2 separate regions of the Homo sapiens genome follow, and region 1 is linked to region 2. A link is a loop called in an ENCODE intact Hi-C map of the cell type or tissue named here. Cell type or tissue: mammary epithelial cell. All regions are shown on one strand. Links, peaks and the distances in the headings refer to the core of each region. The heading gives the core; the rest is flanking DNA. Region 1 has its middle 14 kb from the start of CCR3. Region 2 overlaps LTF (lactotransferrin).

Region 1 (16,826 bases), core at 4,097-12,096, 210 kb before region 2:
ATGTCCAAGAACCCAAAAGCAAATGCAACAAAAACAAAGATAAATAGATGGGACTGAATTAAACTAAAAAGCTTCTGCATAGCAAAAGTAATAATCAGCAGAGTAAACAGACAACCCACAGAGTGGGAGAAAATCTTTGCAAACTGTGCATCTGACAAAATGGTGAATATCCAGAATTTACAAGGAACTTAAATCAGCAAGAAAAGAACAAATAATCCCATCAAAAAGCGGGCTAAGGACATGAGTAGACAATTCTGAAAAGAAGATACACAAGTGGACAACAAACATATGAAAAAATGCCCAACATCACTAATTATCAGGGAAATGCAAATCAAAACCACAATGCAATATCATCTTACTCCTGCAAGAATGGCCATAATTAAAAAATCAAAAAATAATAGATAATAATAATAGATGTTGGCAGGGATGTGGTGAAAAGAGAATATTTTTACACTGCTGCTGGGCATGTAAACTAGTACAACCACTATAGAAAACAGTATGGAGATTCCTTAAAGAACCAAAAGTAGAACTACCATTTGATTCAGCAATCCCACTACTGGGTATCTACCCAGAGGAAAAGAAGTCGTTACAATGAAAAAGGCACCTGCACATGCATCTTTACAGCAGCGCAATTCACAATTGCAAAAATATGGAACCAAAGTAAATGTCCGTCAACTAACGAGTGGATAAAGAAAATGTGATATACATATACCATGGAATTCTACTCAGCCACAAAAAGGAACAAAATAATGTCATTCCCAGCAACCTGGATGGAGTTGGAGACCATTATTCCAAGTGAAGTAACTCAGGAGTGGAAAACCAAACATCCTATGGTCTCACCTATAAGTGGAAGCTATGCTGTGAGGATATAAAGGCATCAGAATGACATAATGGACTCTGGAGACTTAGACGGAAGGGTGGGAAAGAGACAAGGGATTAAAGACTACACGCTGGGTGCAGTGTACACTGCTTAGGTGATGGGGGTACCAAAATCTCAGAAATCACACCTAAGGAACTTATCCATGTAACCAAACACCACGTGTTCCCCAAAAACTATTGAAATAATAAAATAAAATGATGCACATGAAGAATTTAGCAAATAATGTAAACTCAACAAACTCTGTTATTATGGTTACCTAAACTCTGTTAGACCCACCTTCGCCTTAGTGATATTAAGTTCACAACTTGAACTTGGCCACGGAGAGTATTTACACCAAGGAAACTGGAAATTGATGCTATTATATCAGGCATGTTGTGCCTGTTTTGATTCTTCCTCCAGAAAGCTGGTTGTTAACATTTACCAGCACACCATTGCAGAGTACCTATAGGCCATGAATGTACAGGGAAGATGTTTGCATTTCTTTCATCTTAAGTCTTCAAGGACAAATGGATCTGACAACAGCAACAAATACTGTATCTGAGTTTATATAAATCTTTGGTTTCAGCAGAAATAGCTTTTACTTGAATATCTGCTCTTCCCACTAGCAGCTGGGGCCTGATTCCCTAGTTGTAGGGGTATTCCTGCACATGCAAGATGCACCCCTCACATGCCCCCCGCAGCCCAATCCTTCACAAAGAGAGGTCCTGACCTTGGCTGGGCTATGTTTCAAGTCACACAAACAGTTCAAACCACACGGCTCTGCCTGCAGTTGAGGCATCTTGAACCCAATTTGCACTTCCCTTTTCTAGACTTTTAGTCTTATTCCTGTCTTCCTTTTCCCTCTGTGGGTTATTCTGCGGGGTGGGCTATTTTGTTTTGCTTAAGCCTTCATTTTTGAGCTTGCTTTCCTCCAAGAACCCCTGGCAGGTTTCCGGTTGTTGAAATGCACATTCACTTCTTCCAAAGGATCATCCTGTGTTCTTTTGCCCCTTGCAAAGCAGACCTACCCAAGACCACTGAAGACAAAGAAGGGGGTCCATGAAGGAGTGTGTCTGGGCCCCTGACTGGCCGCCACCCCTCACTTAGCTCTGCCTGCCTTTCCTCTTCCCGTGTGCCCCCTAGTCCCTCCCCAGCCCCTCTCTTGCCACTGCTGTCCACACAATTTCCCACAGGCTTCCTCCACACAAACTGGCACTGAAGATTCCCCCTGAGGACTGGGCAGGAGCCCTGAAGGTCAGATAGGCAGGCCTCCCAGGCTGTCCCACTCTCTAGGACAATAAGGCGTGACACTCTCCACATCAAAGGACCCATGTCTGAATTCCTGTTTCAGAGCAGTGAGACAGAGGAAGCAGGACCATGTATCATGCCACACCACCAATCCATATCAACACAGCAGCCACAGAGTATGGCACACCTAGGGCATTCCTGGATGGCCATGGTGGAGGTGGGGAGATGGGGGTTTCATGGGGATAGATGAACTTCTAGCTAGACTGGGCAAGTGATGGGTCCAGTATGATAATCTGGAGAAGTTACAGGGGCTGACAGGCAGCCTGGTTGCGTTACTTTCTCTTATTTAATTTGTCGCCCTCTTGCTGCTGCCTTGCCTCTGAAGCTACCTATCAGGAAGCCCTAGGATTCTTCTTGAAGGGTACTGCCAGGCTAGTAGAGAACTCAGGAGAAAAACCTCCAGAGTCCCTTAATCTTTCAGGGCCCCACCCCACAGATCTAGTGCCCTAGGTCCTGGGCTCTAACTTCAGACATCATGCATGGCCAGGCATGCTGCGCTCCTCACCTTGTTCAAGCAACAGACAATGGCAGCACCTTGCCACAGGCAGCAAGTCCTCCAGCACACCAGACCTGGCACAGCCCTCAGATGCCAGCCATGCCACCTTGGGCATTTTTATTTACCGCTTGTCAGAACCTCAGCTTCCCCACGTTTAAAATAGTGAGAGTAATATTTCTTTCTCAGGATTGTTGCAATAATTAAATATGATTCAATATGTGTCTGGCACTTGGTAAATGTTCAGCCGATGGGAGCTACGTGGCTATTTATTTCCTCATCCTATGCCTCAGTCAAACTGGTAAACATCTGTTGAATGTCTCCTATGTGCAAGAAAATTGTCAAGAAACCCTTCATGCTAAAAAGGGGAAGGAGAAAGTATATTAAGGAAGTGCTCTAAAAACTCCCTGTCCAGGTCCAGCCCAAGTTAACACTTACAGTCTTGCATGCCAAGTTTTAAAACTCTTTTGAGGCCAGGTGTGTTGGCTCACGCCTGTAATCCTAACACTTTGGGAGGCTGAGGTGGGTGGATCATGAGGTCAGGAGTTCGAGACCAGCCTGGCCAATGTGGTGAAACCCTGTCTCTACTAAAAATACAAAAATTAGCTGGGTGTGGTGGTGGACATCTGTAATCCCAGCAGAGGGAGGAGAACTGCTTGAGCCCAGGATGTGGAGGTTGCAGTGAGCCGAGATCGTGCCACTGCACTCCAGCCTGGGTGACAGAGCAAGACTCTGTCTTGAAAACAAACAAACAAACAAATAAAATCTCTTTTGAGTCTGGGCTTACATACAGTCTAATACACAGCATTTTATATCATGTTATCTGTATTACATCTTTTCTCTCCAGCTAAATTGTAAGCTTCTCAGCTGCTGGGCCCATGCCCAATCCTTTTTCATATGTTTTCCACAGTACCCAGCACTGAGATGCATATATATAAGAGGTGGTCAGTGTAAGGACTTGCTGATTAAAGTTGATGCTTGTGTGTGTGCATGCATGTTGTGTACATGCATGCAGGTGTGTGTGTGCATGTATGTATGTGTGACTATTGATAAGTACAGTTTGACCTCTTTTATTCAGAGTGACATTATCACGTGTCACTTGTATCAATCTGTTTTCCCTTTCAGCCTGCCTCAGTTTCAGGAAGCAAGAATTCTTTTGGCTCCTGACAAAGAAGGGAGAGAGACATTTTAGATCCCATGGCTTGCCTGAAACTTGGCCACGGACAGGGTGCTGGTGCAGGTATGGGACATGGATAGAGGTACTAGAGGACAGTGGATGACTTGAGCAGGTTCAGAAACATAAGCCCAGAGGTGTCGGTAAATAGAGTCTCCATCGGGTGTGATCAGGGTGTGCCAGGAGCTGGGTAGAAAGCAGCATGAGTGCCCACAGCCAGAAACAGCTCAGGGAGAGCTCTTTCAAATAAAGGGATGCATATACAAAATCGATTAAATACTCCTGCCAGTTAATAAGAAAAGGACCAATGGCCTCTTGTTTTTTAAATAGGCAAAAGACTTGATTAGAAACTTCATAGATGAGGATATCCAAATAACTAACATGTATGTGAAAATGTGCTCTGCATCACTAATCATTTGAGAAATGCAAATTAAAACCACTGGTTTTAATGAGACGAACCAATGAGACAGCAGCACATAACCACCAGAATGGCTAAAATGAAAAAAACGCAAAACAACATCAACAAAAAACCAAACCCTGGGCCAGGCACGGTGGCTCACACCTGTAATCCCAGCACTTTGGGAGGCTGAGGCAGGCAGATTACCTGAGGCCAGGAGTTCAGGACCAGCCTGGCTAACACCAACATGGTGAAACCCCATCTCTAATAAAAATACAAAAATTAGCTGGGCACGGTGGCTCACACCTGTAATCCCAGCACTTTGGGAGGCTGAGGCGGGCAGATTACCTGAGGTGAGGAGTTTGAGATATCCTGGCCAACATGGTGAAACCCTGTCTCTACTAAAAATACAAAAATTAGCCAGGCATCGTGGCACACACCTGTAATCCCAGCTACTTGGGAGACTGAGGCAGCAGAATTGCTTGAGCCTGGGAGACGGAGGTTGCAGTGAGCCGAGATCATGCCACTGCACTCCAGCCTGGGCAACAGAGCAAGACTCTGTCAAAAAAAAAAAAAAAAAAAAAGCCATCAACAACAAAAAACAAACCCTGACAATAGACAATACCAAGTATTAAAAAGGTTATGAGGCAATGAGAACTCTCACACCATGCTGGTGCAAGTATAAATTGGTACAACCACTTGAAAAATTGTTTAGCAGTATGTAAAGCTAAACATGTGCTTTCCCTGTGACCCAGCAATTCTACTTCCAGGTAAATACCCAAGAGAAGTGCACATAAACCCAAAAGATGTGTTCAAGAATGTTGTTAGTAACTTTATTCATAATAGTCTCAAACTGATAGTCCAAAATTCTTATCAGTAGTAAAACAGATAAATTAGTCATATGAGAGAATACTATATATAGTAATATAAAAGACCAAACTATTGCTACTGCATGCTACATAACCTCATTTATAATGAATTCAATAATGGTCAAAACTGATCAGCAGTGATAGAAATAAAATAGACATGACCTCTATGGAGGTGGGTACTGACTGGGAAGAAGTGCTAGGGAACATTCTGGGGTTCTAGTAATGTCTTGACTGGTGGTTACATGGGTATGTGCACATGCAAAAACTTAAGATTTAGGCATTAACTCATTAGGCATCTTACCATCTCAATCTTTAAATCTTTGAACATTTTTTAGGTAAATTGTCCATGGCATGGTGGCACCTGCCTGTAATCCCAGCTACTCGGGATTACCCAGCTACAATTGCTGGGTTGTATTGTAAGCACGAATTTAGTTTTGTAAGAAAGTGCCATGCTCTTTTTCATAATGGCTGTATTATTTTATGTTCCCAGCTGCAAAGTATGAGTGATTCATTTTCTCTGCATCCTTGCCAGTGTTTGTTTTACTATTCTTTATTTCAGCCATTCTGATAGGTATGTAGTAACATCTCATGGTAGTTTTAATTTGCATTTCCCTAAAGACTAATGATATTGAACATCTCTGTATGTGCTTAGTGGTTATCTGTATATCCTCTTCAGTGATATGTCTGTGCATATCTTTGACCATTTTCTAATTGGAATTTTTGCTTTTTTGCTTTTGAGTTTTGAGAATGCTTTATATTCTAAACAAATATTTTGTTAGATATGTTGTTTGCATTTTTGAGTTACTTCTTGTATAAGGTGTGAGGTTTAGGCTGAGGGTCATTTTGTTTTTTGGTTTATCTACGAATGTACAATTCCTCAAGCACCATTTTTTGAAAAGACTATCCCTCCATTTAATGGCTTTACACCTTTGTCAAAAAACAGTTAAGCATATTTGTGAGTCTAGTTCTGAGTTCTCTATTTGTTCTTTGATCAGTATGTCTATCTCTCTGCCAATATCACTCTATCTGGATTACTGTAGCTATATAATACGTCATGAAATCAGGTAAGTGATTCCTCTCACTTTATTATTGTTTTTCAAAATTATTTTAGCTATTCTAGGTCCTGTGACTTTCCATATAAACTTAAGAATAATAAGCTTACAAATGGCTATAAAAATTTCACTGGAATTTCTATAATATAAATTTCCCTAAACCTTGGATTAATTTGGGGAAAATTGACATCTTTACTGTTGAGTCTTCTAATCTATGAACATGGTATATCTCTCTATATTTATTTAGGTCTTCTTTGATTTATTTTATCAGCATTTTGTAGTTTTCAGCATGCAAGTCATGTACATACTTAGCTAGAGTTATACCTAAGTATCATCTAAAAGCTTTTTGGAGCAACTGAAAATGGCACAAAAATTGTTAATTTTGGCTTCCACATGTTCCTTAGTACATATAAATGTGATTGACTTTTGTTTCCTGGTTTTGTTCCTGCAATCTTACTGACCTTGGGATTTTCTATGTAGACCGCTATGTCTTTCCTAAATAATAGGGACAGTTTTATTTCCTCCTTTCCAATCTGTATGCCTTTTATTTATTTTTCTTGTCTTACTGCACTGGCTTAAACTTCCAGTTGAATAGGAGTGGTGAGAGTAGACGTCCTTGCTTTGTTCTTGATCTTAGAGGAAAACATTCATTCTTTCTCCATCAAGTATAATGTTTTCTCTAGACTCTTTGTAAATGCTGTTTATCAAGTTGAGGAAGTGTCTTTCTATTTTTAGTTTGCTGAGTGTTTACCATGAATAGGTGAAATATATATATATATATATTTTCTTTTTTAATTGAGATGGAGTCTTGCTCTTTTGCCCAGGCTGGAGTGCAGTGGCATGATCTCGGCTCACTGCAACCTCTGCTGCCCAGGTTCAAGCGATTCTCATGCCTCAGCCTCCTGAGTAGCTGGGACTATGGGTGCATGCCACCATGCCTGGCTATTTTTTTATTTTTCGTATTTTTAGTAGAGACAGGGTTTTGCCATGTTGACCAGGCTGTTCTCAAACTCCTGACCTCAGGTAATCCCAGCCCCTGCCTCAGCCTCTCAAAGTGCTGGGATTACAGACCTGAGCCACCACGCCCAGCTGAAACATTTTGTTAAATCACTCTGTCATAGATATTTTATCTATGTCAATATTCAACAAACTAGTTTTTCTGAATTGTTGAATTTATGATAATAAAGTAGTTCATAGTATTCTATTATTATTCCTTTTAATGGCTGAAGAAGCTGTAGTAATATCCCGTTTTATTTCTGATATTGGTGATTTATGTCTTCTCTTTTTCTCTTGTATGTCTTGCTAGAGGTTTATCACTTTTCTTGATTTTTTTGAAAAACTGGCTTTTTGTTTCCTTGCCTTTTTTTCTCTTGCATCCCTTGTGATGGAAGTTTCTTTGATTTTTATCTACTGTTTTTCTGTTTTCAATTTTATTTATATTTTCTCTTTATTTTTGTCTCCTTTCTACTTGTTTTGAGTTAATTTTGCTCTGCATTTTCTGGTTTCTTGAGGAAAGAACTTGGATTATTGATGCGAGACTGTTCTTTTCTAATGGAAGAATTTAGCGCTGCATATTTTCCTCTCAGAACTGCTTTAGCTACAGCCCACATACCTTGATATATTATTATTTTGTTTTCATTTAGTTCTGTATATTTTTAAATTTCCTTTGAGACTTCCTCTTTGACCCATAAATTAGTTAGAAGTGTTTTTACATTTTCAAGTGTTTAGAGATTTTCCTGTTATCTTTCTGTTATTAAACTTTAGTTGATTCCACTTTGGCTTGAGAACATACTTGGCATAATTTTAATGAAAAAACTAAAACCCTGCATATGGTTTATCTCGGTGAATGTTCCATAGGTACTTGAAAAAGTGTATTCGTTGTGAAGGTATCTACATTTTATATGAAGCCCCTTCCTAGTCAACATACCTAGAGAAGATTTGTATGACCAAACCTTGACAATAGGAAGATAACATCCCACACTATACAGCAAGCCTTCCTGAAAATCCCTGTTTAACATTTCTGTCTTTCCTTCCCAAACTCTTTCCCACCTACTGCCCAGTTTGTGGTCTTTTTTTTTTTTCTTCCTCACAGTCCCACACAGCCTTTCCAATCTCACTGGGGACACCCTGGTCTTTCTTCCTAGATCTTACATTGTACGCACACCCCCTCCCACTCTCTCTATCCCTGTTGTTACAAAGAGAAATTTTTTTCTCTCTAATTTTAAAATTTGCCTCTTCACCCATCATCTTATAAGAATTTTATCTGAGTCACCCTTCTGTGAATGCAGAGGCTATAGTAAATAGCGAGTAACTTTCCCTATCTCTTAGTGCTGAATTTGACCCCACCCTTGTATCTGTGGTGCACATGTCTTCCTGGCCATCTGCCCTGAGGTCTAAGTTGTGAAATCCATCTCCTCTAATCCTTCTATGATCTTTTAATGATATGACATAATCTTCACGTTCTTGGTACCCAGACTTATTTTGAAATCTGCTGGTGATATTCAAGGCTCTCATGGAAGGAAAAAATAAAACAAACTACAATTGGTTTGTTCTGCCCAATGTTAACAGCACAGGCTTAGGAATTAAAAATACCTGTGTACAAATCTATTCTCTGCCATTTGATAACTGTACAAACATGGTGGGTCATATAATCTTGCGTTGCCTTAATCCTCATCTGTAAACTGGATATCTACAGACTTGTGAGGATACATGTGATGATGCATGATAAAACACTTGGCATGTGCCTGCTCATCAGATGATAGTTATTCTTTTCATCTGTTCTTTCTCATGTTACATCTGCTATGTGTATTCTTACCATGTGTGTGTCATTTGGTTGTTGTGCTTGCTATTATCAAAAATGATAATGTTATGTGTCAATGTCTCTTTCTTCTTCCTCTTTCTAGCTTTTCCTTTCCTGCTCAGCTAGCTATATGCATATGTGAGAGCTTTGATAGCTTGTGGGCACATAGGTAGACTGTATTTCCAGTCTCTCTTGCATGTGCGTGTGGTCATATCACTGAGTTGCAGCCAATGGGATATAGATAGAAGTGATATGAGCGATTTCCAGGCCAGCCCATAAAGCCCTTTCATGAACATTCTTTCATACTGTCTCCTTCCTTTGGGTGGTGCAGTTGTATATGTTGTGATCTCAGATGCTAACTCTTGTGATATCAGAATCACAATATGAAAGGTGCCTAGGAGCCTGTATTAATGTTTATCAATCCTGATTAGCTTTACATGATCAATGAATACACTCCTAAGTGTTTAAGTCCACTGTACATTTCAGAGTTTGTTTTTTATATCATTTTCTTAACAAATATAGAAATTGGTACCTTGAAGTGGGATGCTGACATACAAAAACCTAAAATGTATAGCATTGATGATATAAATTGCCTTAAATATTCAGGCTGTGGGTTGCAAAGAAACTGAACTTAAGGACTGGAAAGCCATGGTTGTCTGGAGTTGGGGGTGGAGGGCAGGAAGGACTGCAAAGGGACACAAAGAATCTCTGGTTGGGGGAGGTGACAGAAATATTTTGAATCTTGATTATGGGAGTTATTTAACAGATGTGTACAGCTGTCAAGATTCCTCAAATCACGGACATTAAATTGATGTAGTTTATTATACATACATTATATTGCAATAAGTTGTTTAAAACAACAACAGATCCCATACATGGTAAACTCCTTATCTTAGATCATGATCCTGGATGCTGAGGTGAAGATTCGTGTGCAAGGAATATATTAAGGAAATGTGCTGAGAAAAAAAAACAGCATAGGAGTCAGAGAAGCAGGACAGAGAGGGAGGAGGCCAAGTAAGAGCGTGGTCCCAGGCAGAGCCCTTAGGGTAGCCCTTATCCCATGAGTGGACGCTGGACTCAGGAGCATTAGGTTATGCCTCAGAGTCTATTCTGACACAAGACAAGGAAGTTGGAGAGATTCCTTCTGGCTCTGTGGGCAAAACCACTCCAGTAGTCAGAGGGCAGGTCTTGATAGAATCATAGGTGCAAGCAGCTGGAAGCAAAAAACATGGAAACAGAAAGGGGTGCATAGGAAAGGTAAGAAGGACTCCACAGGGTCCAGCAGAGCCCCACCAATATCCATGACACTCTCCTTCTATAAGGAGGACTCATTCTTTTCTGTAATGAAGTCACAATATGCAAGTTTTCTTCAGATTTTCTTTATTAAAGAGAAGTGTAGAATTAAAGCAGAGGTGTCCTGACATAAAATTCAACTCCTGAATTTTGGACATGGGCCTCTGGAGTGGAATGGAAAGCCTGGAGTGAACAGAAATACTCCACCACCCACCCCTCAGGCCACCTGGTCCTATGTAACCCCTCATGCCACATCAACGGACCTCCAGGAAGGCAGCAGGCAGAGTGGTTAGGGCTGGGTACTAATCTGATAGAGCTGGATTCCAGGACAAGCCCCACCATTTTTTGCTTGTGTGATCTTGGGCCCGTTGCTTAACAAACTCACCTCAGTGCCTCCTCTGTGAACTGGTAAAAAGAAATGCACTCATCTCCCAGGGTCACTGAAGAGTTTGAACAAGACAGGGTACCTAAAGCCCTTAGCAGAGGGCCCAGCCCCCTCTGACGATGTAAATGCAGCCCCTCCATCTACCTCCTCGCCCCGTCCTCCGGATCACTGTCCTAGTTCATGAGCCTGGGTGCATTAAAGTCATCTTTATCGGTGTTAAGGACCGAGGCACTTTTCCTCCACCCTCCACACTGGCCCTCTGATCTTTTCCAGGGCAGGGACCTAGGCACATGTTTTTATTCATTCAGGATTTGTGCTGCTCAAAACAGATTTTGATCCGTTTTTTGTTTGTTTTGTTTTTTGTTTGTGTTTTTGAAGGTGTCTCGCTCTGTCGTCCAGGCTGGAGTGCAGTGGCGCGATCTTGGCTCACTGCAACCTCTGCCTCCCGGGTTCAAACGATTCTCTTGCCTCAGCCTCCCGAGTAGCTGGGATTACAGGCACACACCATCACACCCAGCTAATTTTTGTATTTTTAGTAGAGAAGGGGTTTCACCATGTTGGCCAGGATAGTCTCGATCTCTTAACCTCATGATCTGCCCTCCTTGGCCTCCCAGAGTGCTGGGATTACAGGCATAAGCCACTGTGCCAGGCCCAGATTTTGACAAGTTTTAAAAGTGCCCAGATTAATCTTGTGGATGAGATGCAAAACAGCACTCCATATGGAAATGGGCTGTGCACCCCTCCCTACATGACTTTCTGAGAATCCTGATCGCCACTGCAGTTTATAGAAGGCTCCAAAACACTTTATTACTCAGGTGTGAACAAAGCAGAGATTACATCTTCCCACAATAAGAAATATTTCTGGTTGTTACTTGTAGGAAAAGGAGCGGTTAGCTTCAATATCTATTATCTATCTATCTGTATTAGTCAACGAGCACAAAGTTTCAGTTACAGAAGATGAATAAGTCCTAGAGATGTACTGAACAGCATGGTGCCTCTAGCTAACAACACTGCATCGTATACTTAAAAATGTGCCAAGAGGGTAGATCTTACGTTAAAGTAATAATCTTGATAAATAGGACAGGAGGAAACTTTTGAAGTGATAGTTGTGTTTATGGTATAGATTATGATGAGGGTTTCACAGGGGTATATTTCTCTCCAAACTCATCAAGTTGTATAGATTAAATATGCACAGCTTTTTGTATATTATACTTCAATAAAGTGGTTTTTAAAAAAGATCCATTATTCATCCACCCCTCTTATCTTGTTTCAGGAGAAACAAGATCTATTGATCTATCCCATCTCTTTCCCTGCCCCAATGTCTCTCTTGCATTTCCAGGGGCCCATGTGACAGTGTGAGGTACCATGGAAATAAGAACTTCACATATTTTACTTGGGTAACATTATATGAATTTGTTCCTGTTTATTGGAAGTGCATTGTTTTTGCATTTAATTAGGAAGTATTTTCCATATCCTGGGGAGAAAAATGTATTTTCTGCATAATTTCTAAATCATTGTTCAATTTTTTTCTTCATCGTCATATTTATTTACTGAGTTTGATACTAGATTTTTGATGTTCTTATAAAAAAATGAAAATGAGCAAAATGAAACACACAGAATGGTTAGAGGAACAAGCAACAACACAATCCCTCACGGGAATGCCCTGAAGGAATATGTTGAAGCTAATTTGAACATGAAGGTTACGTCTGTCCAGATCTCTAAAAGCAGCCACCAAGCAGGTTTTACACAGGGAAAGATTTTGTTGGAAAAGCACCTGGGAGGGAAAGTGGGCTGGAGCAGGAAGGGCTGGGAAAGCCGGCAGAACCCCAGTGAGGTAGCAGGGGAACCAAGCGGTAGTAGACGCATCCTAGACTGTTCTGCAGCCTGAGGAAGGTTTGGCATAGCCACGTGGGGGTCCTTAAGCTAATGTCAGTGCATCTCTAGGGATTGGGCCTGCCTCAGTATCCCTGTGTGCTCAGTCATTGGAAGCACAACATTGATTTCAGAGCCTGCAGAGGGGTCTTAGGCTTTCTGGAGTGGGAGGGGCATGTTCATGGCTGCACCGGTGGTTTGCCCCATCCTTGGTGCCATTCTGGATGTGATGTTGCACTGATGGTAAATATCAAGGCCCAGATCAATGCTAGACTCTTGTTCACCTGTTATCTTGAAATCACAGGTGGCCCACCACCTCCCCCAATAGCACAGCTTCCACGTTCTCACTCCTGTCTCTTTTGTAGAATAGGCTATCTATCAGGGGAATAATCCTTTTTTGTGTTTTTCTAGATGAAGTCTTGCTCTGTTGCCCAGGCTGGAGTGCAGTGGCACAATCTCGGCTCACTGCAACCTCTACTTCCTGATTTCAAGCAATTCTCCTGCCTCAGTCTCCCGAGTAGCTGGGATTATAGGCACACGCCACCACGCCTGGCTAATTTTTGTATTTTTCGTAGAGACGGGGTTTCACCATGTTGGCCAGGCTGGTCTCGAACTCCTGACCTCGTGATCCACGTGTCTCAGCCTCCCAAAGTGCTGGGATTACTGGCGTGAGCCACTGCACCCGGCCCATAGTCCTTTTTGTAAAGCTTTCACAGGAGGGTGACGTGCTGTCAGTGGAGGGAACACAGAAATACACAGGATTGCCAACGTGCTAGAGAGGGGCCCTGCTGGCTACAAAAGTCCTTCCACTAACTTCACTAGAAAAGTGACAGTAAACACAAGTCTGGCTGGAGCCCCACATTTCTGGCCCTGGTGCCCGGGAAGGAAGGTGGGTGCATTAAAGGAAGCTTTGCACTTCTCCCTGCTGCTCTGGCAATCGTTTCCGTTCACATGCTCAAGGTTGTGGCTTGACCTATGCTCTCCTGCAAAATATTGCTGACCCTTTCCTATTTCTGAGGTTCTTTGCTTTTCCCCTCCCATGTTCCCATACTCCTAAGCTATCTTCTGCGTGTGTTGTTGTTGTTTTGGCTCTTTTTTCCCGCCCCCCAGAAATGTGTCTGCTTCAGTGTAATGTGGCAGTGAGAATCTGGGAGATTGGAAGACATTTGTGTTTGGTTGGGTTTTCCCACACACCTCTGTTTTTCCTGTGAGCTAAGAACCCCAAAAGAAGCATCAAAAATTTCTTTCCCGTGGTAGGAAAAGCCAGGACAGAACGAGCCATTCTGGACCTTGGGGAAACCACTTTGTGTTCTGGTTTCCTTCAGGTTTGATGCCATCCTCACCTTTGGCTGAAGGGCAACAGGCAACTCTTCTTCAGACGGCAGTACCATGCCGGAAAACAGAGCACCATGTGGCTAGCCCAAGCTCTGGGGTAGAGCCAGCTCTGCCCTTCACTCTCTGTGGCTTTTGCCAAGTCCCTCATTGAGTCTCAGCTTCCCCATCTGCAACACAGGGGTAAGGTAGCAGGGTTGCAAGAGCATCCTGCCACCTCCTGGGCTGCAATGGATACCCCGTCAAGGTAAGACAATGGACAGGGGGCAGTATGCCCTTGTAGTGCCTGTGCATGCATCAGGCCGGCACTGCTCAGAGTGCTCCTGAGGCATCCTGACCTTGAGAGATGTTAACACTTGTCATTTGAAAAGTATTTTTTTTCTAAGTTAAAGATAGGTTTGAGAAATGCTGGATTAGGAAGGTTTCAAACAGATTCATCACTACAGGACTTCTCAGGGGCCTTTAATGCACTGTGAATCTCCAGGAGTGTTTTCTAACAGTGCATGCTTTTATCCTAAGAGACATTAAATGTATTGGGATGGATTCATTGGTTTAATCAATGGGTAGTTCATGAGAAGCTTCAACCTGAAAGGCCTGAGGGCTCTTGATACCCAAGAAAGCCCAGGGGAGATCCTTGACATCTGTGAAACATCAGATCCAAGATCTCCCAGAGTGACCACATACCCTTTCAGAGTCCACTTGGGCTCCAGATGTTATCTGGAGCCATATTTCTACCAAGAATTTATGTGGTTGTGCTTATCCTCACATAAATTAAGCCTCGTTTTAACATTCTATAAAGCTTAGTCTTGCAATTGATGAGCACTCATTGCCCTAACTGGAGCACCCCACAAAATACCCCCTGATTTCCCTTGTTTTTATGTGGAACACACAGTAGAGTCACTCCCATGAAGATCTGAGTCACTGCTGAATTCCATATTCCTGTCGATAATTTATCCCAAATTTATGTTTTCTGCCCCAGAACCACTGCTTTTTAAGATTTCTTTATTATGGCTTTCCTTCCACCACCATCACCAGCATTTAGCTTGTTTTATGAAGAAATGAAGCTCTTTGGTTGTTTAAATCACTTCTGGGGAATTCTAAGGCTACAGTGAGTGGTGAGGATGGAGTTGACCAGGTCCACTCACCAGGTGGAGGGCTCACGCCCATGCATAGCCCCCATTCCCACATCCCACTCCCTTTCTCCTGAAGGGAGCTCAAAGGGTCTACATCTGGCTTCTCTCCACCCCTCTACTGGAGGTGGAGTGGCTTTTAAATTGGTCAGATTTGGAAAGAATAGCTGGGAAGCCTTAGCCCAGCTCTGCTCCTCTTCCTCTTGAAAGAGAGCTGCCTGTCACTCAGTAGATACATCTGTACAGTTCTGTGGTTTAATTAACAGGCTTCTTTTTTCCCTCACTCCCCCACCTACCCCCATATCTTAACTTGCTCAGATCCCAGACAATAAAGGGGGCAGGGGACAGGGAAGGGCTTCTTTCTCTCCAGAGGATACTGAGCACCAGAAGACTAAGTAGGCAATAAATGCCACAGGAGTGTGGAAAGGGAGGTGAGTACCAAGGCCTGCTACATTAAGACATAACAACACATGCTATCATGGTTAGCATTGGAGGCGCACTTCCTACAAGCACTTCTCATAGGCTAGCTCACCCAATTCTCACATCCCTGCAGGTACTATAATGATCTTCATTTATAGACAAGAAAATTGAAACTTTCACATTGCTAATAACTCACTGGGATTGGAGTCCATTCTTTCTAAGCAGAAAGAGATATCTTTGTGGAGAAACTGAATCTTGACTGCAGGTCAGTGTATAGAGTGCCCTTGACATAAGTAACTCCATCTTAGAAAAAGACTTCATCTTACATTTCAAAAGGCGTTGAGGACCAGATGTTTTTGCCTGAACAAAACACTGCATTCAAGCAAATAAGGACATAACCAAACATACTCTTCCACTACGAGCCCTCACCAGAGGACTGGCCATAAAAGAGCAGGACTTCAGCAGCTCAAAACAGCAGACTTAACAGATGCTGTCTTGCTGTCATTTGTGATAAGCACATGGCATCTGCTGCCGAAGGCTCTACGCACATCAAATACTCTTCCTTGCAAGATGCTGATGCTGACTGGCACCTGGGGCATTCCAGGACATTATTTTTGTTCATGTTGCTCTCCCTGGACTGGTTTGTTAACTCTTTTTCCTATCCCTTTTCTCTTGATGTCAAATGTTACTTTGTTTGATGTGGAATATTTAATCTATAATATTTATATATTGATTAAGTATACTATGATGTATGGTTTGCAATACTGACTGACTTGGGGAGTGGCTTGAGCCTGTGTGCCCATGGCTCTGACTACAGAGTAAATGGGTGGTACCAACGGGAACTGCCTCCTTGGGAACTCCATGCAGTTCGTGGCTTTTATGATTGAAACAGCACCAGCAGAAGTGTGACCTCGTGGAAAGACATGAAAATACATGGACTTGGTTATCTCTGACCTTGTGCCCCTCATGATAGTTGAACTCAGAGCAGCAGAGAGAAGAGAAAAGGGAAGACACCGGCTGCTGAGAGCTGCCCTCACCATGGTGGTGCATGTGCAAGGCCACATGGGCTCTGCTCCACCAGCCCCATCGACAGGCTCCCAGGACGGCTCACCTTCCAGGAAGTCCTGCTGACACTGTTGTTGCTGCATTGGGTAGAAGTCTGCTTCCATGTAACCTCTCCACCCTGGGCTGCGTCAAACTGCCCACAGGAAATGTCACCTCTATAATAAACAACTAGAGGACTTCTTATCTTCTCTTTTGCAGACCAGAGGCTTCCAGTTCCTCTAATTCTTCTCCACTGGTTCTGCTGGCCCTCTTGGGACTGCTGGTTGTCAAGCTCCCTCACACTGGGGTCCCCAGGATGTCCAGAGTTTCCCAGCAGCATTGGAGAGAGGCAGCACATAGTGGGACCCTAGTGGGAAGAGAGGCAGCAGGCTCAGAAG
Region 2 (16,826 bases), core at 6,161-14,160:
GGAGGCCCAGCTGTAAAATTCCTCTCTTTGTACTCTTTCTCTTTATTTCTCAGCCAGCCGACACTTATGGAAAATAGAACGAACCTACGTGAAATATTGGGGGTGGGTTCCCCCGATATGTGATGTCACCCCTGGTGGCCCAGCTGTAAAATTCCTCTCTTTGTACTGTCTCTCTTTATTTCTCAGCTGGCCAACACTTATGGAAAATAGAAGGAACCTATGTTGAAATACTGAGGGTGGGTTCTCCCAATAAAGTGGTAATGTTGAAATCCACAGTTCTATGGTTAGGGGAAAAGCACAAAGCTTGATTGCATTGTCATTTTAATCACACTCATATTTGTGTAACCAACTTAGAATATAACCAAAGTGAGTATCTGTGGGACGTTGTGAAAGCCCATTTGCAGGGAGCTTTCACATCTAACATCACCTTTGATATTGGTGAATTACAAAACAAAATTCTTGATTTACATAGGCAAATTCAAGAGTTTCAGCCTTCTTTAGAAGACTGGACCAAATTCCAGCAAGGCCTGGAGAGCCTCAATCCTTGGACTTATCTAAGGCACTACATTAACATCTTACATGTAGTTCTTGGAATAATATTGTTTTGTCTCTGTCTTCTGTTCATAGCCTGTAAAATTGGATGGACCACCAATCGGAAAATGAGAGCTGCCCACCCTGGCCTTACATTCTTTCAATTAATTCATAAACAGAAAGGGGGATATTTAGGGAGCCTAAGGCTCGTGGGACTGACCAACTCATCATTCCACTGGAGGCTATATGATAAAACAGCAAACTGTTTATCATGAATGCAGGATGTGGGCAAACTCACGACTGCTCCCACTGCCAGAAGGTTTGCTGAGGGCAATCACTTCCTGGCACCAGGCTCCTTGAGGTTATCTACTGGGACATCTGGAGAATGCAGTCTTGCAAGCCTACTGTGGACTGAGCAGCTGATCCCTTCTTCCACACCCCCCTTCTCACTATCTCTTTTGTCTAATCACTACGGAGGGTTGTGTAAAGCTCAGGGCCCTTGTCCACTAGAGGCAAAGTGCCCCCTGACCGCTTCTTCCAAATATACTCTTTTGTCTCTTGTCTTTTATTCCCACGTTTGCCCCCTTTGTTCAGTTTCCCTAGGTCCATGTGGGTTACATAGTGGCAACCTGAACAATGACAGAATCAGGTGCTCTACAGAAATAACTTTTTAAGGAAAGATTTGGGACTTAGAGACCCCAGGAGACATACACAAAAATGATAAGAGGATGTGCCCAAACCAGTCTTAAAGTTGTGGCACAGGGTGAGGAAGATGAAGCTGTTACTGAACCTCAGAGAGTGACTGGTGTTACAGCAAAAGTTAGCAATGGCCTGAAGGGAGGGTTTCTGAAATCAAATATGAATGATTCCCCCTCAGGGAACCCAACCTTGGGAACTACTGCATGGTTCTCTGTATGGGAAAATATCATTAATGCAGGATAAATTGTGAAATATCACAGGAAGCATCCTGCATCTAGTCAATCTTCTGTTTCTGGGGTGGCCTGTGCAGCTGTGCAGGCAGAGGCCCAACCATCCTGGTGAGTGGCACACAGGGACTGAGATCCAGCCACACCTACCAGGCCATGCTCTGGGAAGGGGGTGGGACCTGGGCAAAGGACACCTCTCTAGGACTGCAGAGAAGCCTTTGTGGGTGGGTGGGACATTCCTGTGATGGCCTTCTGGCTGGGCACTATGAAATGCTCTGAAGATTTTTCCTTGCACTGTTGCACTAACCCCAGTCCTCTATCACTGCCCCTTCCTCCTGGGCGACTTCACTGATGTTGTGGCCATGTGAATTCTCTGGCCAATGAAATGATAAAGATGATATGGCCTCTGCCAAGCAGACACTGTAAGTATTATTGTATGATGCTTTTGTCTCTTTTTTTTAAGTTAAAGCAGTTTATTAAGAAAATAAAGGAATAAAAGAATAGCACTCCATAGGCAGAGCAGCTGCCTCTGTCTCTTATATTTTCCCCTCTGCCTCAAGCCCAACATGCCCAAAATTGGGGCTGCTGGTTCAGCCTGGGTCTCAGAATAAAGACATGAGCCACAGATCCATTGCTGACCCATGATGGAGATGGACACAAGAGAGAAACACATTTTTGTCATGTTAGCCACTAAGATTTTGATTTGGAGGCCATTTGCTACAGCAATATAACCTAGCGTGAACAGAGAGACACAGCGATGTTCCATTTCTTTTCAACCTGGAACAGGAGAATTTCATAGGTGGGCCTCAATTTCACTTTAGTATCTTATTTAGACAAGAAAGTTCATACTGTTCAAATGTCATGTTTAAGAGTGCTGGCATTATCACTGCTGTGGCTACCCCATCAGATGTTGCTCACTGACTAATCTTCTCATGTTAGTGAGGATGGACAACATATCAGGCCATAATTCAAAGTAGCAAATAGGAAAAGAGCTTCATCCTAGCATTATGGGACCTTAATTAATGTCCTTTCCTGACAGGTTTCAGAGGCTTTTGCAGGCAGCAGCAGAGCTATTCATCTCACTGACAGTGGGGAACATGGCCAAATGGTTGCCCCCACAATGGAGGCAGAGTTTCAGGACACTTGTCTGATCTCTGCCCTTGAAGGAACAGTCTCACCCTGATTGACACTTTTGCCTGTTATGTCCAAAGAACCAATGGAAAAGCAGGAAAATTATTCCTTCTTCATTTCTCTCTTCATTATTTAAAATTATTCTGTCTTCACTTCTCTCTCCTTTTCTCTGCTTCCTACTTAGCTCTTTAGAAATGCAATTATAATCTTTTATCTCCCCTTCACCAGACACTCCCAACAGGGCAAGTTCATCTAACTATGTGCTCTTAGTTAGACGCTACAGAGCAGAACTCTCTCCCACCAAGAGACTACCTTGAGACATAACAGTCAATTCACAAGCCAAAATATGCCCGCTATGAAACTCTCCCATCTGGAAATTTTTTGGCTGCTTTTACAACCTAGTTTTGCCCACAAAGGCACCAGCAGTAACCAACTCAACTGCCTGGTAGACAAGGCACCAAAGCCAGTACCCAGACCCTCTACCTGCTCACTTCCTGCCTTGCATGCCACGCCCCCCATTTAAAAGCCTCTGCTTTCTGCTCCAAAGGTGAAGCAGTTACCCTTAAGGAAAGAAGCCTGTACTTCTTCCCCTAAGGTAGCTTTGGAATAAAAGTCACTTTATACCAAACCTAGCTCTTGTTAATTAGACTCTGCAAGTGATGAGCAACTGAACCTACATTTCAGTTATAATTCCTATGCTTGCTCTTCCTGCCCTGCCTTGGGGACACGCACACACTCCCAGGCACATACATGCACGTGCACTGAGACAGCTATGTGAATAACCAACAAGATCCCCTTAGGAAAACCGGTGCTTGGCCTGGCCTTAAATTCCAGACCCTTGGGCATCATACCCAAGACTGCAAGAAAGAGGAGGGGCTGGACCTGAAAAACTTGGAAGGGAAGGTCCAACTGTACAGGTATTTTGTCAGGCATGTGATTTCAGTATAAAATTCTAGAAAAGATGAGTGACACTTTATAAGGAGAGAATATCAACAAAATTTCTCATTTTACTTCTTGCTAAGACGACAGCAGGGAATTGTAAGCAGATGGATGGGCAATCCCCACCTTCAGCAGGGGAGGCCAAGGCCCCAACACACCTGGGGAGAAGAGCTGGGGGCAGTGAATGGCTGAGGCTTTCTTGGGGAGCTGGGCCATCTTCTTCGGTTTTACTTCCTGAGGAATTCACAGGCTTCCAGGAGGGCTGTGGGACACAACAGAGCAAGAGATTCAGAAACTGATTTCTTCCATTAAACCAGTTATTTAATCCAATAAATCAAAGAGAATACTAAGAGTTTTCTCTGCCCTTCTCCCATCACTGAGTCAGTGCTTGCCACACTCATATTCCCACTCCCCTACTCCTAGCGACTACGGTGTTCAAGGGAGCCAGAGTCTAGCCCTCACCAGCCAGGGTGTTTCCCTGCTCTGGCCTGAGAGACACAACCACCCTGCACTTGTCTCTGATTGAATCGACTGTCACATTCTCAAGTTCACAAGACATTGGTGGTCCTCTAGCTTCTCCCGGAATGTGAACCTGTTTGCAATCATGTTCACCTGCAGATTCACTCATTCATTCACAGATCCTTACTGAGCACCTGCTTTGTGTGAGTTGCTGTGCTAAGTGCTGGGGACACAGCATGGATAGACTGGCCTGCCCTCAAGAAGCATGTGGTCTATGCAGTCCTGAGCTGGCTGCTCACAAGAAGAGCCCTGTAGCCATATTTCTCAGAGGGTGGTCCTGACCTGCATCACAGTGACCTGAGTTGTTTGTCAATACAGAAAAGGGTTTCTCAACCTTGGCACTATTGACATTTGGGGCCTGATAATAACCCTTTATTGCAGGGGGCTGGCTGTGCTTTGTTTAGTAGCATCCCTGGCCTCTACCTATTTGTTACCAGCAGCACCCTCTATGTTGTAAGAATCAAAAAAATGCTTCTCACATTGTCAAATATCCCCTCAGGGGAAAAATTGTCTCTCATTGAAAACTACCGATAAAGACATTTCTGGCCCTGCCCCCATCCTTGGACCAACAGCATCCCTAATGCCCCCAACTCTGGGTGAGGGACCAGGAATAGGAATCTGAATGATTGCAGTGCACAGGGAGCTGTGCACACTGAAATCCCACAGTTATCACCGGGAGCCTTACAATACTCTGTGATGTCTTCTAAATATTTTTAAGGGATTAAATTAATATCAACATATTTCCCTGGTTAAGATGTGTTTTCCTACACTTGAATTTTTTTGAGATTTTGTTTTCTCTATAGTTGGCATCTATGGTAACTGTCTAGAATCAGATTTTTTTTTTTTTTTTTTGAGGAAGGGTCTTTCGGTGTCACCTAGGCTGTAGTGCAGTGGTACAATCATAGCTCACTGCAGCTTCAACCTTCTGGGATCAAGCAATCCTCCTATTTCAGCCTCTCAAGTAGCTGGGACTAGAGGTGCTTGACACCACACCAGGCTAATTTTTAAAATTATTTTTGTAGAACAAGGTCTCTCTGTGTTGGCCACATTGGTCTCAAACTCCCGGGCTCAAGCCATCCTCCCACCTCTGCTTCCCAAGGTGGTGGGATGACAGGTGTGAGCCATCACACGTGGCTGGTTTTGTCATTTCTCAATGCATATGTATATATGCACCTTTCATTTTACTGAATAAAATGGATTATCAGTTTCCAAAGATTTCATGACAGTGCCATCACTATCCGTACTATAAAATTTATAAAAATTTATTACATACTGCTCTATTTTATTCTCTAATTATTTTATCAATGAGATTATAATTTCCTGAACTGTAAAGAGATATTATCTTTCCTTAACATTTTTACACCTGTGTTCGTTCCTAGAATGCTGTTTGGCCCTCAAACCTTGACCTTCACCCATGGTGGTTTCTCGGGGATGCTAGCTAGGGTCTACTTACGGGAGGTTGAGCACTTTTTCAGATTAGTAATGCCTGCGACATACTGTGGTCCCAAATATTTTTCATATGTTGTTTTGCCATGGAGTCTGGCCAGACACTCAGTGTTGTCATTGAACAGAAGGTTTTTGGTTTCAGACTGGAATAAGCAAAACTTGTCCGGGCAGTCAGATCCATTTCTCCCAAATTTAGCCTGCGACAAAAGGGCAGACAGTGAGTAGCTAAGGAAAAGAGGAATTTATGGGTTAAAGGAGGCAAAGGGGTATTTCTTCCACCCAAGAACAGCCCTGAGAAAACCATGGGGCAGAAGGAGCTGAGTTCTGGAGTCATTCCACCTCCTTAGTGGAGTCCCCCACCCCACACTCCTGGTGGCAGGCCCGCCTTGGGCAGCATCCAGGCCTCGCACCACTTCTGGTCCTACCTCCTACCATCTGCCATCTTTCCTTCCTTCTTAACCTGTGACCTTTTCCCATACAACTTCTTATGGGTGACAAGGCAACAATGGAGGGGTTTTGAGATCTGCCCTCACAAGTCAATTGCTCAGGACATTCTAATATGCAGCTCTTCTAGAGAGGCAGGCTGCTAGGAAAACCCAGGCTCAGCCACTAACCAGCTCAGTGTGCAGGTCGGTCACCCTGCCTCCCTCACACAGTTCCTGCTCTGTCCCAGGCTCCCATGTGGGGAGACTGAGACCCAAACCCCTCAGTCACGGCAGCTCTCTCACCAGCACCACTGTGTGTGCACATTAAGAGCTCCATAAAGGCCAGTTATGGTGGCCAGTCTTGTTATTCCTGAGTTGTTTTCTTCAAAAGCACACAGAGACATGATGTTATATGATAAAAATAGAAGTTCTAATAAAATCCCAGATTTTAAGAAAATTTTGGGATTTCGTTCAAATCACATTTAGAGAGCCCTAAATCTATAGGGCACCTTCTGAGTTTGCTGTTTTAGAGGCCTGGCCTAGAGCACTGTTCACTCGGCCCAGGTTCAGGAAATGTCACCTGAGTAAAAAGCACTATACTAATGCATGTGGGAGGAAGGCTCAGTGGCTTCCTCATTTGCCAGAAGAACAGCAGGAGGGAAAAAGACAGCCTCTGAGCCAGGCAGTGATGGCAACAAGGCCAGGGCACAGAGTCTCAGCAGAAATGGAGTGAGTCCCAGAAAGCCCAGAGTCAAAAGCCTCTGTTGTTCTTGTTGACACTCTGGGCAACGCCACAGCATGAAGCCAATACTCTCACCATGAGCTTCAAGTAGAGGACTAGAGAGGATCGAGTGGGCTGGTGCACCTAGCTCTGTGATCTCCTCACCTAACATGAGCCCACACAGCTAAGAAAGCACTAGAAGCCCTGTGGTCCATACCTGTTGGTGGAGCAACACCTGTTTCAGGCGTTCCACCTTATCCATCCGAGACACCACGGCATGATTCGGGGCCATGGCAAGATGGCAGCTTCTAGCCTCAGTCACAGGCTTCCGTTTGCCATCGAGGCACAGCAGCGCAAAGTCTGCCAGCTTCAAATCCTTAGCCCATGCCTCATTGTTATTTCCTGGGGAGAAAAAGAAGGTGGCATCATCCACGCCTCCCCTGCTTAGCCAAGAAGTCTCTTCTGGGTGGGTGTGGCCATTCCACTGACCTCCCAAATGCACACACTGGGGTTGTGGTGATGTGAGGAACAGAGAAGGAGCTTCATCCTACACAAGCTGTACAAACTTCAAATATACCAAATATTAGTGCTGTGTCCATGCAATGGAATGTTATTCAGCAATAAAAGGGAGTGAAGTTCTGGTACATCCTGCAATATGCATGAACCTCGAAAACGATGCTAAGTGAAAGAAGCCAGTCACAAAAGACCACACAATAGGCTGGGCACGGTGGCTCATGCCTGTAATCCCAGCCCTTTGGAGGCCAAGGTGGGAGAATCACTTGAAGCTAGGAGTTCATGACCAGCTTGGGCAACATAGCAAGACCTCATCTCAAAAAAAAAAACCCACCACATATTATATGACTCCATTTATATGAAATGTCCAGAATAGGCCAACCTATGGAGACAGAAAGTGGATTGATGGTTGCCAATGCTGAAGAAGGATAGGGCAATGACTGATAATAGGTGCAAGGGTTTCTTTATGGGAGGATACAAGCGTTCTAGAGTTGGATTGTGTTGATGGCTGCACAACTCTGTGAATGTGCTGGAGATCACTGAATTGTACACTTTGCATGGGTGGATTTTTTAGTATATGAATTCTACCTCAATAAAGCTGTTTAGAGTTCTTATTTTTTTAAAGAAGAAAACCCTCCACCTATGCCATATTTTTCAGTGAGTTCCAGAAAAAGAATAGATGGTTTACATTCAAGGAGAAATTGGTTTCTCCTCCCTTTCATATTCAAATGCTATTAGTGTAACCAGAGAAAGGAAAGGAACTTTTATAGGTTTATCAAATATATACAGCCAATTCTAACAAAATACAGTTGTAAAGTACCGGAGAAAGTTAAAATTAAATTTGACATCAATCTGATCCCTGGAGATTACTTCAGTTAATGGCTTGTAAATTCTAAATGTAATTGTATGCATGTCTATGTTTGTGCAGATGCCGGCTCATTGTTCCGGCTCCCGTTTGTCTCTCTGCTCTCTCCCTTTAAGAAAGCACTTTATTCATTCTCTTGGATTCCTCTATTTGATATTGAAATAATTTCAAATTTACATGTCTTGTTTTAATCTCTGTCCCAAGAGACACTAGAAGGAGCAGAAGCAGAAGGGAGAAGTGGCTGAGACTGCAGTGATTACTGAAGGAGGGAGGCCGAAAGTGGAGACAGTTCTTTCTCAGGAAACAGAATAGCAAGTCACCTGCTGAGACTTGGGGGTTGGAATGCTGAAGTGGGGCTAAGGAGACAGATGCAGATTGGAAGGTAGCAAATGGCTGAGGACCAGGAGAGAGAGTGATTGTTCAAACATTGGCTGGAAGATTATCTTCCATCATCTGCAACCACCTGTAATTTTGTTCCCACTAACTCCCAAGGAGTCTCCAGACCAAGGCTCACATGGGGATGAATGAAGGCCTCTACTTCCTTTTTCATAAAGGGAGGCTTCATTTGCATATGTTCACCCAGTTTGTAGCATCATCCACAGTTTCCAATAGGCATGCATGATCTCATGTGGGCAGACAGTGTGTTTCTGTGGTTGACTAGAGGAAGCCAGGGAGACATTTGCTACTGAGCATGGCTAGTATCTGTGTGTGTGAGAGTGAGTGTGTGTGTGTGTGTGAGAGAAAGAGAGAGAGTGTGTGTGTATGAATTTCGTTTCAAAATCCATATGACACCTACAGATGTTATCATGTTGTCTATTGAGATAAAGAATTTTGGAGTTCTTTTAATCACAAATATGGAAAATGTTATAAAACCTTCCCAAAGGCAAATCTGAACACTAAGATGTGTTGTGATGCCAAAGACTCTGCTTTGAAGGAGAAAAGGAAACACCTTCACCTACCATCAGTGTTCTGCAAGACAGTGACATCTTTCACAAATGCAACGTCTCCAGCATTCTCAGCCAGGCACCTAAAATGTTCCAGAAAATATACACATAATTACAGAAGAGAAACTAGTGGGGCTTTCATAAATATTTGTAATATGCATTCCAAAAACTGAAATATGGAAGTAAACATCTAAAAGACAACTATTTCTAGGAATTTACTGTTTACAGCGGCAGATTGAACACAGGTGTACCTGCCCTCCTTTTAAAACCCTATATAAAAGACATTACAAAACCAAGAAATCTAAAGATATGCGACCCAGGAAACAGGCAATCTAACATGAAGTAAGACAAAGGAAAGCACCAAAATAATGGTCAACAGGACCCCCAGGACCACAGATGTGCAGGCGGCCTACACAGCAACCAGTCCAAACTGCAGCAGGAAGATGGATGCCTTCTGGAGCAGCACTTCCAAGTAAATGATGAAACTGTGATAGCACCCAGAGAGAGAGAGAGAGAGAGAGAGAGAGAGAGAGAGTGTGTGTGTGTGTGTGTGTGTGTGTGTGTGTGTGTGTGTGTGTGTGTGTGTGTATGCATGTTGTTAGGAGATTTACATTACTGGCAGACAGTTTGGGGATGAGATAGTGATGTGTTTTTTTAAGTGCAGAAAATTAAGCAAATAAGAAAAGACATTTATGAACTCCAGAGTAAACAAAAAGTTTGTACAATAAGGGAAATATAATATGAGAATAACGCTTACACAGTCATAAGTACTGAATATGACATTAGCGTGTTGGGTGCTGAAGAGAGTTGAAGTCTGTGGTTGTGTGGTGGAAAAGGTGCTGGGGGCAGTGTGAGAGGCTAGATCTTCTTCTATACTACAGAGTCAGCAGAAAGTTAAAAATTAAGAACCAGCATTATAAGGATGATAGAAATAAAGGGGTATGACACTGGTTTCAGCTTTTAATGATTTTGCTATAAATTTCCCCAATCTAGATTCTAGATATAATTTAAACAAAAGACAAGGGATTTTCTTCCAGTATAATTAGGAATATTAAAATGTGGGTGTTTCCAGTGAACTAATACCTTGCTGCAGGTCTGAAAAAAAAAAAAAGAGGAGCACATGCTTCTTTCGGGCTCTTATGAGACATGTGTTCAGCATTTCTGAGTAGAATCACATTTCCATTTGCAAATCCTTAGTCCCTTAAAGATATTTTTATACATTCACAAAACATTTTTTTTTGTTTTGGGTCTTTTTTTATGAGCCACTTATATAGCAAAAGCTACTTTTCTGTCATTCCATTACTGGAACAAGGCTGTTGAATTTATATTAAAAAGTTCAGACACCCTCAGACACATGACGCCATCTGGTCGTGAAATGTACTCTTGGCAAATGGAGGAAAAGGAACAGGGGAAGATCCTCTCTGCACCCTTCACACTGGTAAATAGTGCCCCTGAGAAGCAACACCCGGATGAATGGTGCTGTAAAACGTGGGGTGTGGTTACAAGTCACTAAGTGGTTATAACTTATGAATTCTGAAAACTTGTTTTTTGGCTTATTTTTCACTTCGTTACTGGAGAATAACACTGCAATTCTGCCATCTCTTTGCCATTTCTAAGGCCAAAGTCAGAGAAAAAGGGAAACCTAAGCCATAGTCATGACCTAGGTGAGAAGAAAAGGGGCGGCGATGGGAAAGAGAATTCTTCCCCATAAATGGAATTGTAGGAAGCACTTAGGATACCACACTCTACCCATTTGATTTTCAGGACGAGGCTATTGAGGCCTACTGCTGTTGATCTTGGCTCAAAGCCACAGGGAGAAGCACTGCGGAGCTGAGGTCAGACAGCCCTGGTGCCAGCCTCCACTCTCTGGGGCGGTGGGTGTGGTGGGGACAGCCCTCACTGGGGCCACCCATGAGCTGACCCACAGGATGACCCCCACTCTGCTGTGACAGGTCACATCTGGCTCCTTAGAACTGCAATGCTGACATGCTGAGGGATGAGGTAAGTCCCCATCCTGATGGAGCTCAGTCACAGACTCACCGGAAAGCCCCAGTGTAGCCGTAGTATCTCTCGTTGCTGTTGGGCACGCACTTATTCTCACCCTGCTCGTCGCCAATACACAGAGCACAGAGATTAGATCTCGGGTCAGACCCAGGGGCACAGCTTTGACTGAAATATTCATCTGGAGAGAAGGAACACGGGGAGTCAGCTCTTCAAACCTGAGTCCACACAAGCAACCTTTACCTAACAGCCGATGCAGGGTGGTTTCAGTTCATTAGACTTCCCAGGACAGCAATCTAGATAGAACACACTCACCATCACAAAGCAACATGTTGTCACCAACATAGGACCCACCAGAAAAGCTTCATTCAGACTGTAGGCACAGATGGACACCCAACTAAGGCTGGGGATGAGAGCTGTGGCTGCCTGGAGGGTCCCGTCATCACAGCCTTGAGCTGGGGACTCAGCTCATGACCGTGATGGCTGTGTGCAGCAGAGCCTGTGAGTTGCCTAGTCCAGGATCTGATTTTGTTTTTATCAGTAATGGAAACCCTGCTTTGTATCTGGGTGCTTGGCCCTTTGGTATAAAGACTAGACTTATCAGACTCCCTGGGGCTCATATGGCCATATGGGTAGCTATAGGCCAGTGAAATATCAGCAGGAGTGTTGGGCGCCAGCTTCTCAGAAACATCCTTGAAAGACAATTGGTACATGCCTTTTGCCCTTTCTTCTCCTTCTCTTTCTTCATCCTGCACATAGAATGCAGAAGCAGGGACTGGACTTAGAGATGCAATGTGGGCCATGAGGTGACCTTGAGCATGAAAGCCACACAAATGGCAGAGTAGCCAAATGATTAAAGCCCAGGTTCCAGACCCCATATTGTCTTCATACCAGCCCTAGGCAAACCACCTCTGGACTACATGACACAGAAATTAACTTCTGTCTTGTTTAAGCCTCTACTATTTCAGGAGTTTTCTGTTCCTTGCAGCTGAACCTGATCTGAATTCGTTCATTGTGTGATTTAACCCAAGAAAGAATAAACAAAGGTGACAAGAAAGCTCTGCCCCACTGAGCAAACGTCACCCATTATCAGACTCCCACTGCTGCTGGAAGAGCCACACTATGTGTCAACCTCAGGAAAAGCTGGGAGTTCCCATTCCATCCTGGCAGTTTCCCTACAGCTCAGAGGCTGCCATGGAGCTGGTGAGGAGCAGAGCCACGTGAAAGCTGCCTGCCCCGGCCAGGATCAAAAACCCATGCAGTGGAGCCCCTGCCCTAGGAGACGCCCATACAAGAAGGGAGTCACATTGAGGATGTGCTACACACCATGCCACGGGGCCCACAGCAGGCAGGGTGTGGCTGATGCTGACTAGGATGAGTGTGGGGTGTGGTGGGGAGAGAAAACTGCAGAAGCAGGTGGAGCCAGGCTCTTGAGGTCTTATTCAGGCTCCGTTGCAGTGTAGAGTAAGCGTCAGTTTTGCTTAGTAACAGGAGTCACCTTTCATGAGGCAGGCAGACATCTTTCCCCAAGCTGGGAAGCCAGAGTTTAAGAGGAATTTAGGTCTGGAGCTCCAAGAGGTAAAAAGCATTTGCACATCTTGGAACTTGCATTTATTCTTAGGGTGCAGCGAAATAGGCAGATATTCCAATCTTTAATCTTGGGGTGGGGTGAATGGGGCATGGGAAGTGCTGTGCAGGGAAACCCCCAGTGCACCCACGCCTCCAGGGGGCAGCCACAGGGAGAATTTCCTTATGCTGGAAGAGGCCTGCAGGCCACTATCAGCCTGCAAATCCCCTCCCCTCCCTTCCCTAAGGTTCCACAGCACAATATGCCTACCCTCCAGGGTGGCCCACCCACCGCACCTTTGGAACTCCTTACCAAATTTGCAGGAGCCCGTCTGGTTGAAGAGCAGGCCCATGGGGATATTCCAGCCTGCAGTCCTGTCCACGGCGGTGTGGCAGGACTTCTTGCCTTTCACAGAGTTCCAGGTAAGGCTAGTGTCTGATCTCCTAACCACCGCCACAGCAAGATATCCTGGCATAACAGATGACAGAAAAACAAGTCTTAACCTCCAGGAGGCCTGGCACATGGATTCCAGTGGAGCTGTCTACAGCCCAGGCCAAAACAGGCCAAGAAGCAACACCAGGCAATGATTCCCTCAAAGAACTGGCCTTTTTAGGTAGACCGAGAAAGCATAAGCTGCTGCCTTATGTTAAGGTGAGATTGATGAAATAAAACAGTAAGAAAAGCTGATTATTTTAGTGATTACAGGGGACTGTCTTCAACCAGCCACACAATGTCCCTGAGTTACAAACCAGCAATGCATCTCTCAGTGTAAGCTTCTACAGCAACAAACACTATAAACAACAAGAGAGACCCCAACAGTGCATAAATCACCAACCACAGTGTGCATCAGGCAAGAGCACCAACATCCAGCCAGCTAACGGCTGTGTGGGTACAGGGGCACATGTCCCCAGGGACTGCCCTGAGCTGAGTCTGAACCCACCCTGCACTGGTTGAACTCAACATGGTTGCCGTTGTCCTCCTGAGAGAATGCATCTGACAGACACCCACCAAGGGCAAGTCTTTTCTGAAACTGAGCAAGCACCAGCTCTGGTGGGCAGGAGGAGTGGTGCACAGAGCACTGGGACACGAGTCCCAGGTCACGAGGACCCGGGGTCAAGACCAGGATCTACCACAGTATTACCTATGGCTGTGAGTGAGATCCTGGGCACTTGGGGACTCTCGGTGCCACTGTTTCCTCATCCCCATGAGGTGGGGAAGTAGCACCCCCCATTCCATGACCATGACAAAATGAGGGACTATATGGATGTTCTTTGCCAAGTGTGAAGGTCAATATAAACATTAATTAGAACTATTCCTCTGTGAATTATTTGCACCCTTAAAATTATTGCTCCTAGAAGCCCTATAGCTTCTAGGGCTGCAATTCTTTCTGTTTTTTTTACAGTTCCTGCCACTTCCTCTTCCAGCAACAAGAACTTATCCTTGACCCTGAAAGTGGCTAATGCCAACTCACCTTCCACAGGTCTATCCACACAGTTAGGATCAGGGTCACTGCTTTGTTGGGATTCTGAAAGAATAAAGACAAGCCAGACATCATTATCCATTCAGATGTAGTGAGAAGCCACAAACTCTTAAATCTCAATGATGCAGAATCAAATCCAAAGAGACCGTCCCAGCAGTTCCATGCAGGAGAAATGCGTCTATATGTTCAACAAAAGACATGGCACAGAGATTCACAGCTGCATTATTCACCACAGCCACCAACTGGAAACTACTCAAATGCCCATCCACACTCAAATGATGAATAATCACAGTAGACTCACACAGCGACGAGACTGAACAGTCTACAACTACACACTTAGGTGGATGAAAAGCATAACGATGAGCAAGAGAAACCAGACATAAAAAAACACATGCTGTGTAATTCCTTTAACATGAAGTTTAAAACATAGGCAAACTTAGATCTGCGACCTTAGAAGCCAGGAGAGAGGCTTCCCTTGCAGGAGTAAGGGGGCGGGGGACAGGAGGACATAAGGGGCTTCTGAAACTTGCAGTGTTTGTTCTGGGCCCGAGAGCATGGACTGTACAGTGTGTGAAGTGCCATGAGTTGTACATTTATGTGCACTTTTCTGTTTGTATGTTATAATTCACTGAGATCTTCTGGAAAATTAAGAAGATAAAACCAACCTGTCCCTTGTTAATTCTCAACACAATAGGCTTTGTGGGTAACACGGCCCCTTTCATTTCTTCTTTCCCTGATTCTCCCTTTTGAATGTATCTGTTCATCATAATGTTTCACCTGCATTCACCGAATGGGATTACTCATAGCCCCACTCCCATGACCCAGAGGGAATATACCAGAGGATGCTAACTCCACTTACTGTAGTTCTCTGCCAGGACAGGCACCAAACCACATTTGCCTGCAGTGTACACATATCCTCCATCCAAACTCATGGCATCAGCTTCTCCTTTCTGCAAAGACAGAGCAGATCTCCAGCACCACAGTGAGGCTGCATCCCGTCCTGCCTGTCTATATAGCTCTCTGAGAGAATGGTTTTCTGTCAGGTGACCAGTGAAACAGCAGAAAGAGATGGACTATTCAAACTGAGCAGCCAGAGGAAACACCGTGTGCACCACTAATTCTCTCCCAGCCCTGCCTACTTTCTGGGCTGTCAATTCAACTGGAAAGACCAGGCACAGGTTGCACTAATCCTCTGTCCTCTGAGCAAAACCTTTTCTGTGTCCCTGGCACTTTGGGGACACCTTCCTGGAGCAGTCTCACTGACTGAGGACACAGATGGGAACAGCTGGCCTCATCTAATCTGAACTCATTAGCACTCCACTCCAAGCGCTACACAGAAGTTGTCCAACACATAAGCTGAAGTCGTCATATTGGCCCACCACCAGAATGAACAAGTCCAGGCTACAACACAGGATCATGGACTCATCAGTAGTATGAAACTTCCTCTTTGACCCAGTAATATTTTTACAACTATATTAAAAATAGAGAAGTGGACAAAGATTTCTACTCAAGAATGCTCACCACAGGGTTATTGATAATAGCAAAGTAAGGGACAAAGAGGAATGGGGGCATGACTAAACTGAGCCATATTCACATAAAAGATATCCTGGAAGCATGTTTAAAAAATGTTTTCGTCCGAGTGCTGTGGCTCACACCCGTAATCCCAGCACTTTGGGAGGCCGAAGCAGGAAGATTGCTTGAGCCCAGGAGTTCGAGACGAGCCTGGGCAACAAAGCGAGACCCTGTCGCTACAATAATAATAATAATAATTATGCAGGTGTGGTGGCGTATGCCTGTAGCCCCAGCTACTTGGGAAGCTGAGATGGGAGGATCACTTGAGCCCAAGAGTTCCAGGCTGCAGTGAGATGTGGTCGCACCACTGCACTCCAGCCTGGGTGACAGATCAAGAATCTGTCTCTTAAAAAAAAAAAAATTAATGCTTTCCAAGAGTAAATATTCATGTGGAAGAATGCCCATTATACGCTGTTTAGTGAAAAGGGCTTAAAAACGACATACTGCAACACTTCATTATTGTTGCATGCATATCTGCAGATGTGCAGAGAAATACTGGAATGGAGAATTAGCCAGACTTTAACCATGTCTGTCCCTCTGTGTGAGATCACAGGTGGTTTGGGGGGTTTGTTGTTGTTTTGTTTTAACATAATACCTTTCCATATTTTCCAAATTCCTTATAATAATCCTGAGTTGTTCTTATAACCAGAGGAGTGGGAAACCCACAGTAAACTGCTTTTTGAAACTAAAATGCTTTCTGGCCCTGAGCACACCTCTCCAGGCATCCCTGCCTCACCCAGGCCCCCGTGGCCTCTTTGACTGTTGACTTCACTTTAAGCAGATGCCCAGGCCCTAGGTCTTCCACCGGGCCCACCGCCCGCCCCTGTGATGGAGCTCCCTACCAGCACCAGGGCGATGCAGTCCTCTGTGGTGGAGGCCGAGGAGCAGGTCACGCTGCCTTCGCTCAAGCCACTCCACTGGTTACACTTGCGCAGCTCCTGCTCGCCCACCGCACACCACACGACCCGCGCACGCCGGGCAGCCACTTCCTCCTCACCTGCCAGAGGGAAGACCGCAGGTGGCTGGGCAACCTGAGCTTTGCCAGGTTGTCCAACCTCCCCAGAGCCAGGGTCCTGCCCAGACTCTCCCTGGAACAGGAGCTACAGTACATGTGTGGACATGTGGACCCATACCCTCTCCTCCTCCACTTCTCAGCTCCAAGCCCCTTCTTCAGGTCCACAGAGCTCCCTGTGTTTCCCACTTCTGTTCCTTTGGAGAAGTTCCCTGGCTTCTAATCTATCCATTA

Evidence for each region. Hi-C counts contacts between places; a loop is a spot of excess contacts. Peaks named below come from ENCODE experiments on the same cell type or tissue, not always from the same donor. Only the 100,000 strongest peaks of a DNase experiment are listed, where the experiment ranks them.
Region 1: a loop joins it to region 2, with 5 times the contacts of the local background. A loop is called at or near these places in 2 of 110 quality-filtered maps.

The regions. Positions count from the first base shown.
Region 1 is chr3:46,219,941-46,236,766 of GRCh38, forward strand. It overlaps a transcript of CCR3 not described here. Among named protein-coding and RNA genes, the nearest start is that of CCR3, 14 kb to the right of the region's middle. RefSeq lists an enhancer at 1,728-1,897. In mammary epithelial cell, for the core only: no CTCF peak of the experiment used is centred there; a DNase peak (open chromatin) is centred at 8,521; H3K27me3 peaks cover 350 bases.
Region 2 is chr3:46,432,441-46,449,266 of GRCh38, forward strand. It overlaps LTF (lactotransferrin), which reads right to left. Exons shown (of 17, transcript NM_002343.6): 9 at 16,423-16,577; 10 at 14,868-14,958; 11 at 14,000-14,053; 12 at 12,841-12,996; 13 at 11,001-11,142; 14 at 8,976-9,043; 15 at 6,856-7,040; 16 at 5,500-5,689; 17 at 3,205-3,789. The coding sequence ends at 3,755. Among named protein-coding and RNA genes, the nearest start is that of LINC02009, 17 kb to the left of the region's middle. RefSeq lists a silencer at 798-1,092 and an enhancer at 10,376-10,877. In mammary epithelial cell, for the core only: no CTCF peak of the experiment used is centred there; no DNase peak of the experiment used is centred there.